Regions from separate parts of the Homo sapiens genome. Here all the other regions are linked to region 1. A link is a contact called in ENCODE Hi-C or POLR2A ChIA-PET data. All regions are on one chromosome and are shown on one strand. The core of a region is the stretch at or near the end of the contact, and the rest is flanking DNA. Distances in the headings are between cores, read along the strand shown.

The links. A loop is a pair of places that touch in the nucleus more often than their neighbours do. ChIA-PET counts read pairs that join two places held with the same protein, here RNA polymerase II (POLR2A). Pooled maps may share reads with other maps.
Region 2: a pooled map shows a loop between it and region 1 (4-fold over the local background). The contact joins the promoter of LZTR1 here to the promoter of MAPK1 in region 1. A Hi-C loop is called at or near these places in 2 of 50 pooled maps. POLR2A ChIA-PET finds 5 or more read pairs at or near these places in 2 of 52 experiments (WTC11 and activated CD4-positive, alpha-beta T cell).
Region 3: a map of K562 shows a loop between it and region 1 (2.9-fold over the local background). The contact joins the promoter of PRAME here to the promoter of MAPK1 in region 1. A Hi-C loop is called at or near these places in 1 of 168 maps with a recorded cell type or tissue (K562). POLR2A ChIA-PET finds 5 or more read pairs at or near these places in 1 of 52 experiments (K562).

Annotation. Positions count from the first base shown.
Region 1 is chr22:21,866,395-21,869,091 of GRCh38, reverse strand. It overlaps MAPK1 (mitogen-activated protein kinase 1), which reads left to right and starts at 1,447. Exons shown (of 9, transcript NM_002745.5): 1 at 1,447-1,770. The coding sequence starts at 1,652. RefSeq lists a silencer at 1,277-1,516.
Region 2 is chr22:20,980,902-20,983,598 of GRCh38, reverse strand. LZTR1 (leucine zipper like post translational regulator 1) reads right to left here and starts at 1,302. Exons shown (of 21, transcript NM_006767.4): 1 at 1,028-1,302; 2 at 510-572. The coding sequence starts at 1,227. It overlaps AIFM3 (AIF family member 3), which reads right to left. Exons shown (of 21, transcript NM_001386814.1): 21 at 2,241-2,607. The coding sequence ends at 2,568. RefSeq lists a silencer at 1,105-1,234 and enhancers at 1,625-1,724, 1,775-1,854.
Region 3 is chr22:22,557,886-22,560,582 of GRCh38, reverse strand. It overlaps PRAME (PRAME nuclear receptor transcriptional regulator), which reads left to right and starts at 1,318. Exons shown (of 6, transcript NM_206956.3): 1 at 1,318-1,612. LL22NC03-63E9.3 (a long non-coding RNA gene) reads right to left here and starts at 1,240. Exons shown (of 3, transcript NR_027426.2): 1 at 1,176-1,240. It also overlaps IGL. RefSeq lists an enhancer at 1,107-1,401.

The DNA.
Region 1 (2,697 bases), core at 198-2,697:
TTAATCTTTGTTGATGTCTAGAAGTCAAGAGTTGATGGTTTTAAACTTGGAAGAGTTGAACAAAGAGGATATAGGGTCTGCCGCTCTTCCTTCTCCCTCCAAACATGGCAGGGGAAAAGGTTCAGAAGCAGTGCCTGGGTCATTGTCCGTCTCGTTGTCTTAGCTTTCCTTGGTATCCACCTGCTTCAGGACTCTAATTTTTATTTTTTCAACCTCTGTTGTTTGTGACTGTTTCTTAACCTGGTGTGTCTCTTTTTCTCTAAACCTCGATGTTTTGGTTTTAGTGACTCTATCTTTGCATTTCTATTTCATTACCTGCTCTGTCAGCATTTCTGCCTATCTGTACCAATCTCGGTCTGTCTCTGAACGCAAATGTATCTCTCATGTGTTTCGACCCACCACCCCCTAATCCCTTACTCTCTGCTTTGTCCTCCTGCCTCAGCCTCCCAAGTAGCTGGGATGACAGGCGCCCACCACTGCGCCCGGCTAATTTTTGTATTTTTAGTAGAGACAGGGTTTCGCCATGTTGGCCAGGCTGGTCTTGAACTCCTGACCTCGTGATCCGCCCGCCTCGGCCTCCCAAAGTGCTAGGATTACAGGCGTGAGCCACCTCGCCCGGACTTAATTTTTGTATTTTTAGTAGAGACCTGGTCTCAAACTCCTGACCTCAAGTGATCCGCCCGCCTCGGCCTCCCAAAGTGCTGGGATGATAGGCGTGAGACACCGCGCCCTCCCTTCTGCTTTGTACTTCTTCATCGTACTTATCACAACTTGAGCATTACACGTATTTGTCTGTCTCCTCTCTCTAAAAGGTAACTTCTATAAGGGTGGATCCCCAGGAACATGGAGTGTGCTCAACAAACATCTGAACTAACCTGATTGGCGTATCCTCTCAGTGTCTCCTTTTAGTCTCGACAATTGTGTTTCACACTTTCTCAGTATGCAAATATCTTTCTCGGTCTGGGTCATGCCTTTCGGTTTCTGCCCCAGTGCAGAGGCCTCTAAGTTTATCAGCGTGTGGACCACAGATTCGCAGAGGCCTGAGCTGCGGCGCTGCCGGGATATGGCGCGTCGTCGGGCCTCAAGCACAGCCCGGGGTCCCTCGCTGGCTCTGTTCGGACCCTGCTCGGTCGCTCGCCTGGGCCCCAGCCATCTCTCACTTCAGCCCATGAGTTCTGCCCCACGTCTGTCTCCCTGGGTGTCTTAAGAGACGCGACCCGCACCGACGCCCCCGCGAATGCACCGCGAATGCACGTGACCGCGCCTAGTGGCGCCCCCTCAGTCAACGCCGTCGCAGTGCCCCTCCCGAAGCCCGCCGCTTCCGCCGGCCCGCGCGGCCCCGCCCCCAGCCGCGAGGAACCAATCCGCATGCACACTTCTTGTCCCCGCCCCGGCACCCTCCTCGGCGCGCGCCCCTCCCTCCGCCCGCCCGCCGGCCCGCCCGTCAGTCTGGCAGGCAGGCAGGCAATCGGTCCGAGTGGCTGTCGGCTCTTCAGCTCTCCCGCTCGGCGTCTTCCTTCCTCCTCCCGGTCAGCGTCGGCGGCTGCACCGGCGGCGGCGCAGTCCCTGCGGGAGGGGCGACAAGAGCTGAGCGGCGGCCGCCGAGCGTCGAGCTCAGCGCGGCGGAGGCGGCGGCGGCCCGGCAGCCAACATGGCGGCGGCGGCGGCGGCGGGCGCGGGCCCGGAGATGGTCCGCGGGCAGGTGTTCGACGTGGGGCCGCGCTACACCAACCTCTCGTACATCGGCGAGGGCGCCTACGGCATGGTGTGGTGAGTGTCCGCGACCGGCCACGCCCGGCCCCCCCACCGCCCGGGGCCGCAGCGGACGCAGCCTCGGCCTCGCCCGCGCCTCGGCCTCAGGCGCCGCGGCGACCTCGAACCCGGACTTCACCGCGGTCCGCGCGCCAGGGCTCGGGCGCGGCCCCGGGCCGGTTGAGGTTTAGGTGTTGTTGCTCGCGGTTCCCGGGCCTTCGGTCGCTCGGGAAGGGGCTCAGGGAGTGGCGCGGGGGGCGTAGGCCGGTACTAGTGGACCCTTGGCCCCGGGCGCAGCGCGGCCTTTAAAGTCTGGACCCTCGGGAAGGCAACGGAAGGGTCCCCACCCCTCAATTTGCTAGTATCATGGCCTTCTTTTGGACTTTCGATTGTAAAACTGTGAATTCCATCAGATGCTTGTCGGTGTTGGCGGCGGTGGCTGCTGAGGTCCTGAAAGCGTTTTGCCTCCGCGTGTGTGCAGAACACCGAAATAATCGTTTTTCTCTCTTCGCCTCTGTTTGCAGCCAACGGCTTTCATTAAATATCCTCAGCGGTGCTAATGGTGGTCTCCGCGCAGGCTTTCTAAAATGGATTACTGACGCCAGTGTTGGTGGCATATTTCCGTCTTGAAGTTTTTACTTCTAAGTGGATTTTAATATCGTACTGCTGGCGTTTCAGGAAGGATAAACTAACATTACTCTCTTGATTTGTTAAAGATCCGTTTAGAGTTGGGCCTAATTTGACTTTTTTTTTAGCCCCCAAGTGAGCTCTTTTACCAGCATAAATGCTCCCAGATGTTTTAGCCCAATTGCTATGGACTCCTGTTAATGATTTAGTGGTCATTATGTATGCAGCCTTAATGGAGTTCTTGCAGAATCACACGTAGACTCCCTCATCTTGATTCAGGTCCCTTAGAAAAGTGAAATGATAGTGACGGTTTTTTTT
Region 2 (2,697 bases), core at 53-2,552, 890 kb after region 1:
ACTCCACCCTCTGCATAAGGAAACCAGCCACAACTTAAGTGGAGACAGTTTATGTGAAAGGAGGTGTGCCCACCAACAAAACATCACGTTGTTGCCTGATGTTTGGAGCAATTTGGGAAAACCCCCACAAAAAGTGAAAAATGCATGAAATAAATAAAACTGTGTCCTCCATACCGATGAGGCACAGGGAAAGAAAAGTGCCTGGCAGGGCTGGCCGCAAGGGTGGTTGTGTTTCTTTCAAGGCTGCATCTACTCAGAAGAGGGACATTTCCACATACTGAGCATGTGCCACCCACTGGAAGCTGTGCTGAGGACCATGAGTGCAGGATCTCATTTAATCCTCACCACGACCAGGGAGGTGAGTGCAAGGAATCTCACAGATGGGGAAACTGAAGCTTAGAGGCACCAGCTAGCATCTGAAAGGACAGTAATGGAGCTGGACAGGCCCAGTCCCTGACCACAGTACTTCTCCCTACCTGGTCCAAACACTGATGCTGAGACTCACTCACCCATTGTCTCCACCAAATACATAAATGGCATCTTTATAGGCCACCACTGTGTGCTTGCTGCGCCTGGAAAGAAAGGAGTGGAGGGCGGTAAGGACAGGACCCTCCTGGGGGGCACCCAAGGAATGGGACTAAGCAGGAGAGCTGCCACGGAAGTTAGGTATCACCTCTCAACTGCTAAGATCCATCATCTTCTAAGATAACACCAATCATCCTGCAAGTGAGGACCCCTGACACGGCTCCAGGACTCTCTGGACTCCTCACCCCACCTCAGAGCACCTGGGACCCCAGCCCAATATCCACAAACACAACTTAGTTCCAGTACCCTGTCCCGGGACATCGGGCTCTGGGACTCCCTCGGAACCCTCTCCCCTGCCCTGAACAGCGTCCTGTACAGCACCATCCACCTCATTACCAGATCCTACCCCAGGACACCACCCCCCGGCTTCGCCCCTGGACCCGCCCTGGGACCCTCGCAGATCGCCCTTCCTGTCCTCAGGACCCCATGAAGCCCACCGTACCGGGCACCCACGAACTCGTCGCAGGGCGGGAGGCGCCGCCAGCGATGCACTGTTTCGAAGGGCCCGAAGTTGAGCGTCAGGTACTCGACACTGTCCGAGCAGCTATGGTCGAAGTCCACGCTCGGGGCTACCTTGGACCGCGCGCCGCCTGCCAGGGCCGCAGCCCCGATCTGCCCCCCCGTGCTGCCCGGTCCAGCCATCCCGGGTCCACGCCGGATCGGCCGCGCTGTAAGCCCAACTTGCGGCCACCGCCCCGGGCCGGCTGGAGAAACCACATTTCCCGGCGAGCCCTGCGCTGACGGTGCGGCACGTCCGGCCAGCGCCGCACTTGCGCCCTCCAGCTCTTCCCGACAAGCCTACCGCTTGCCGAGACACCGCGGGCGAGCGCAGGATGCGGTTGTCGACCGCGCGGCGAGCGTGGGACCTTCTGGGGAGCGTTTCAGGCTATGTACTGGCGCTGCGTTGTCCCTTCCAGTGAATGCAGTGTGTCGTCCCTAGCCCCGTCGCGACTGCTCTTCCCGGCGCCTCCCAGGCCCACGCAGCCCGAAGACCCGCGGCCGGCTCGCAGTTCCCGGCATGCCCTGGGTCTGCGCGTGGCTCCGGCCTGGATCGTCTGCCGCTGCCGGGATCCCCCATGGAGGGTTCCGGGCTCGCAGCGGCCTCTGCAGGCGGCTCAACGCTCCCTTTCCTGCTAGCGCCCTCAGCCCTGACCCCCAGCAACTCCCCTCTCCCCTTGGCTTTCTTACTGACTGAGAGGCAGCCCGGCGAGGAGCCTCTGGATTCTCATTCCTACTTAGCAGGGCCTCAGCTCCTTCACCTCCGACATGGGGATTGAGAATGCTCCGGCTATGAAAAGCATGGGGTCTGTCTCAGGACACAGCTCCCACAGCCCTAAGTGGGCAAATGCCCCAAAGTGTCAAGCATGAGCCACCTCTGAAGGAGCATTTACTATCTCAAGACCTTTGGGCATGTTGTCCCTTCTACCTGGAATACCCTTCCTTCAAAACTCAGAGCCAAAAGCAAAAAGCGTTCGCTGATCGCAGAGGGGGAGAGGGATGTGGGAGGGCTTGGGGCGCAGAATTAGTTGCTACCTCCTCTGGGCGTTCACAGGCCAAATTTCCTTGGTGTGGCACCTGGCATTCTGTGATTGTGCCTGTTTCCCTGTGGTCTGGTCCTGTGCCTATTGGCCCAATTACACTGGGAGTCATACAGATCTGCAAATTTGTGCGTTTTAATTTTACGGTAATGTTTAACGTGTTGCAGGGTTCTTCAGGGGACCAGTCCCAATAGAGGGAGAAGAGGCAGGGCTTGTCCTGCCTCCAGTGCCAGCTGTCAGTGGCAGCAGAGGCCTTGAGGGTTGAGCATCTTCTGGATCCAGCAGAGGCCTCCCAGGAGGGGAGCCAGGTGGCTGAAGGCAAGCACTGGGAGGGCTCAGGTTCTGCCCTGGGGGATCCTGGGACTGGAGATTGGCACCTGCCCCCAAGGCTTGGCCTGTGCCCTTGGTGCCCCCTTTGCCTGCCCAAGTCTACTGCATGTGAGCTCAGGATCCTTTCCCCGTAAGCCAGGACATGTCGCCAGTCCTGCAGGAGTGAGGGGAGGAGGGGTCAAGACAGAAGAAAACAGGCTCTCCACTCTGGGCACCCTGAACAGCTGGCCCTTGAGGACAGCAG
Region 3 (2,697 bases), core at 69-2,568, 690 kb before region 1:
AATAAATAAATAAAGGACCAGCCTCGACTGACAGTCGGCACTCCGCAGGCATCCTCCACAATCCTCTCTCCTCTCTGCCTCTTGCCCTACAACCTGGCCATGCCATGATTCCTCCCTACCTGTCCTCCTCTGTGGACTTCATGACCACGCTCTGTCCTATGAGGCTGGACCAGGGTCATGTTCACTCACTTCTCTCCCCTCCCTGCCATTTGTTCCACTCCCCAACTTGTTCTCCACGCATCGATCTCAATGGAGCAACAGCAATCAGATGATGAAAATAAATAATGGTGGCCAGTCTTCAAATGGATCCCCTTTTCAATCCCGCACTATCCATCTGCTGCCTTCTCATCAGCCCTCTGCCCCAGTTTCTTTCCCTTCTCAAACTGGACAAGCACCGTACTCCGTGAAGATGTGTGCAGCCTGTTCCCATGCCCTGAACACCATCCCTTCAAGCTCCTCTGGCTGCTCCCTGCTCAGGTCTCAGAAAAGGAGAGCTGGGCAACCCTCCCAGGGAGCCGCCCGCCTGTGTAACTTTCAGTACCAGCCTGTTTGCTTTCTTGAGATAATTAGCTACAACGGCCACTTTAAAACAATGGTCTTCTTATTTTGTTTTTTGTTTTCACCCTAAACTTTATAAAGTCAGAAATCGTAAGTCCTTGAGCATCCACAGCCACTCAAGGACGAACCTTTGCTGAATGCCTCAAGCAGAGAGGGGGAGGCTGAGTCTCTGTTTCGAAGGTGAAAACACAACGGTTTTTATCAGCCCTGTTTTATGCGACAATCCCAGGTCGAATCTGGATCAATGCAATGACTTCCTTTGCATGGACCTATGTTTTGTTCGTGCATTCATCTGTGCAGCTGGGAACCCGCAGCTCTGTTCACTGGCATGGGGATGCCTCGGGGAATGGCAGGGCAGAGCCACAAAAAGCCAGCCTCACCACGCGGCCTGTTGCTCTTAGCCACCATGCCCATCATAGCCTGTGGCAGGAGATGTTGGGGTCCCCCCCCCCGACCCCTTTCAGGAAAACAGAGTTTGTGGAGGCGGAGTACTTCCCAGGCCTGACTGATAAAACAATTCAAAAGACTCAAAGAGATTCCTCGCCTGTCCCGTCCCTTGAAGGGCCTTGAACACGGGGTCCTTCCGCTTGGCTCCTAGCCCGTCCCTCTCCCCTTACCAGGAAAGGATCCTCCCCATCTCTGCAGAAGCCTGACCATCCCCCTAGAGGGCCTGGGAGGAAGTGGGTTTTGCATACAGTCCCTGTTGACTCTAGTGCCCCCTGCTGGCCCCAGACGCGAGTTCCGGCGAGGCTTCAGGGTACAGCTCCCCCGCAGCCAGAAGCCGGGCCTGCAGCGCCTCAGCACCGCTCCGGGACACCCCACCCGCTTCCCAGGCGTGACCTGTCAACAGGTCTGTATTGGCGACAAAAGGAGCAGCCCTGAATGTAGGGAAAGCAGGGCGGAGTCCTCTGCAGGCTCGGGGGAGGGGAGGGGCGTGAATGCGTGGATTTCTGTGGAGAGTGGAAACACGGGGAGTCGAGGGGAGCATGCGCGGGCCTCAGAAAGTTCTGGGAAACCGACTCCCGGGAGCAGGGAGGAACGCGCGCTCCAGAGAGTAAGTTAATTGAATCCCGGGGGGTGGTCTCTTCAGCCCGGGGGGTTACAGAAGTAGGTAAATCCAGAGATTACCCAGCCAAGGCCAGGGGCATCTTTTCTAGACTTGCGGGGCGGGGTGGGGCGAGAACTTGAGCTCAGGGGACCCTGGAACCGGCCCCTGCACCCCGCATCCCACTGAAGAAAAGGGAGGTCGCCAGAAGCACAGACCCAGGACAGAGTCCAGACTTGGACGTCTCCGTGATCCCAGAACACCCCGTCCCACACTCCCAGTCAGCCCCCCGCCTCCCCACTGCCTCTCCATTCGCCCACCGCACCCCCTTTTTCCACCCTGCCCCCACCCTACTGTCTGGTGGGAAAGGCCGCAGCCATCACGTATTCACCCATCCCCACCCCTCACCCCCCACCTTCTGACTTTCTTTCCACATCCCCACCCCCTCCCCCACTCTCTGCCTCTTTTCCCTCCCCCTCCCCAACCCTTTGTTTTTCTTACACATCCCCACCCCTCCCCCAACCTCTGTCTTCTCTCATCCCCACCCCCACCCTGTTTCCCTTCCCCCATTCCCGCCCTGGCCCGCCTTCTGTCTCCCTTCCCCCATCCCCACCCCTCCCCCCCTTCTGTCTCCCTTCCCCCATCCCCACCCCTCCCCCGCCTTGTCTACCTTCCGCCATCCTCACCCCTCCCCCACCCTGTCTCCCTTCCCCCACCCCACCCCTCCCCCACCCTCTGTCTCCGTTCCTAATCCCCACGCCTCCACCACTCTTTGTTTCCCTTCCCCCATCCCGACCCCCCACCCCACCCTGTGTTCCTTCCTCCATCCCCCCCCACTGTCTTTCTTCTCGGTTCCCCACCCTGTCTCCCTTCCCGCATGCCCACCCCTCCCCCACCCTGTCTCCCTTCCCCCATGCCCACCCCTCCCCCACCCTGTCTCCCTTTCCCCATGCCCACCCCTCCCCCACCCTGTCTTCCTTCCCCCATGCCCACCCCTCCCCCACCCTGTCTTCCTTCCCCCATTCCTAACCCTCCTCCCGCCCCCCCTTCCCCACCCCCATCTCCCCTCCTTCCCCACCCCCATCTCCTCCCCA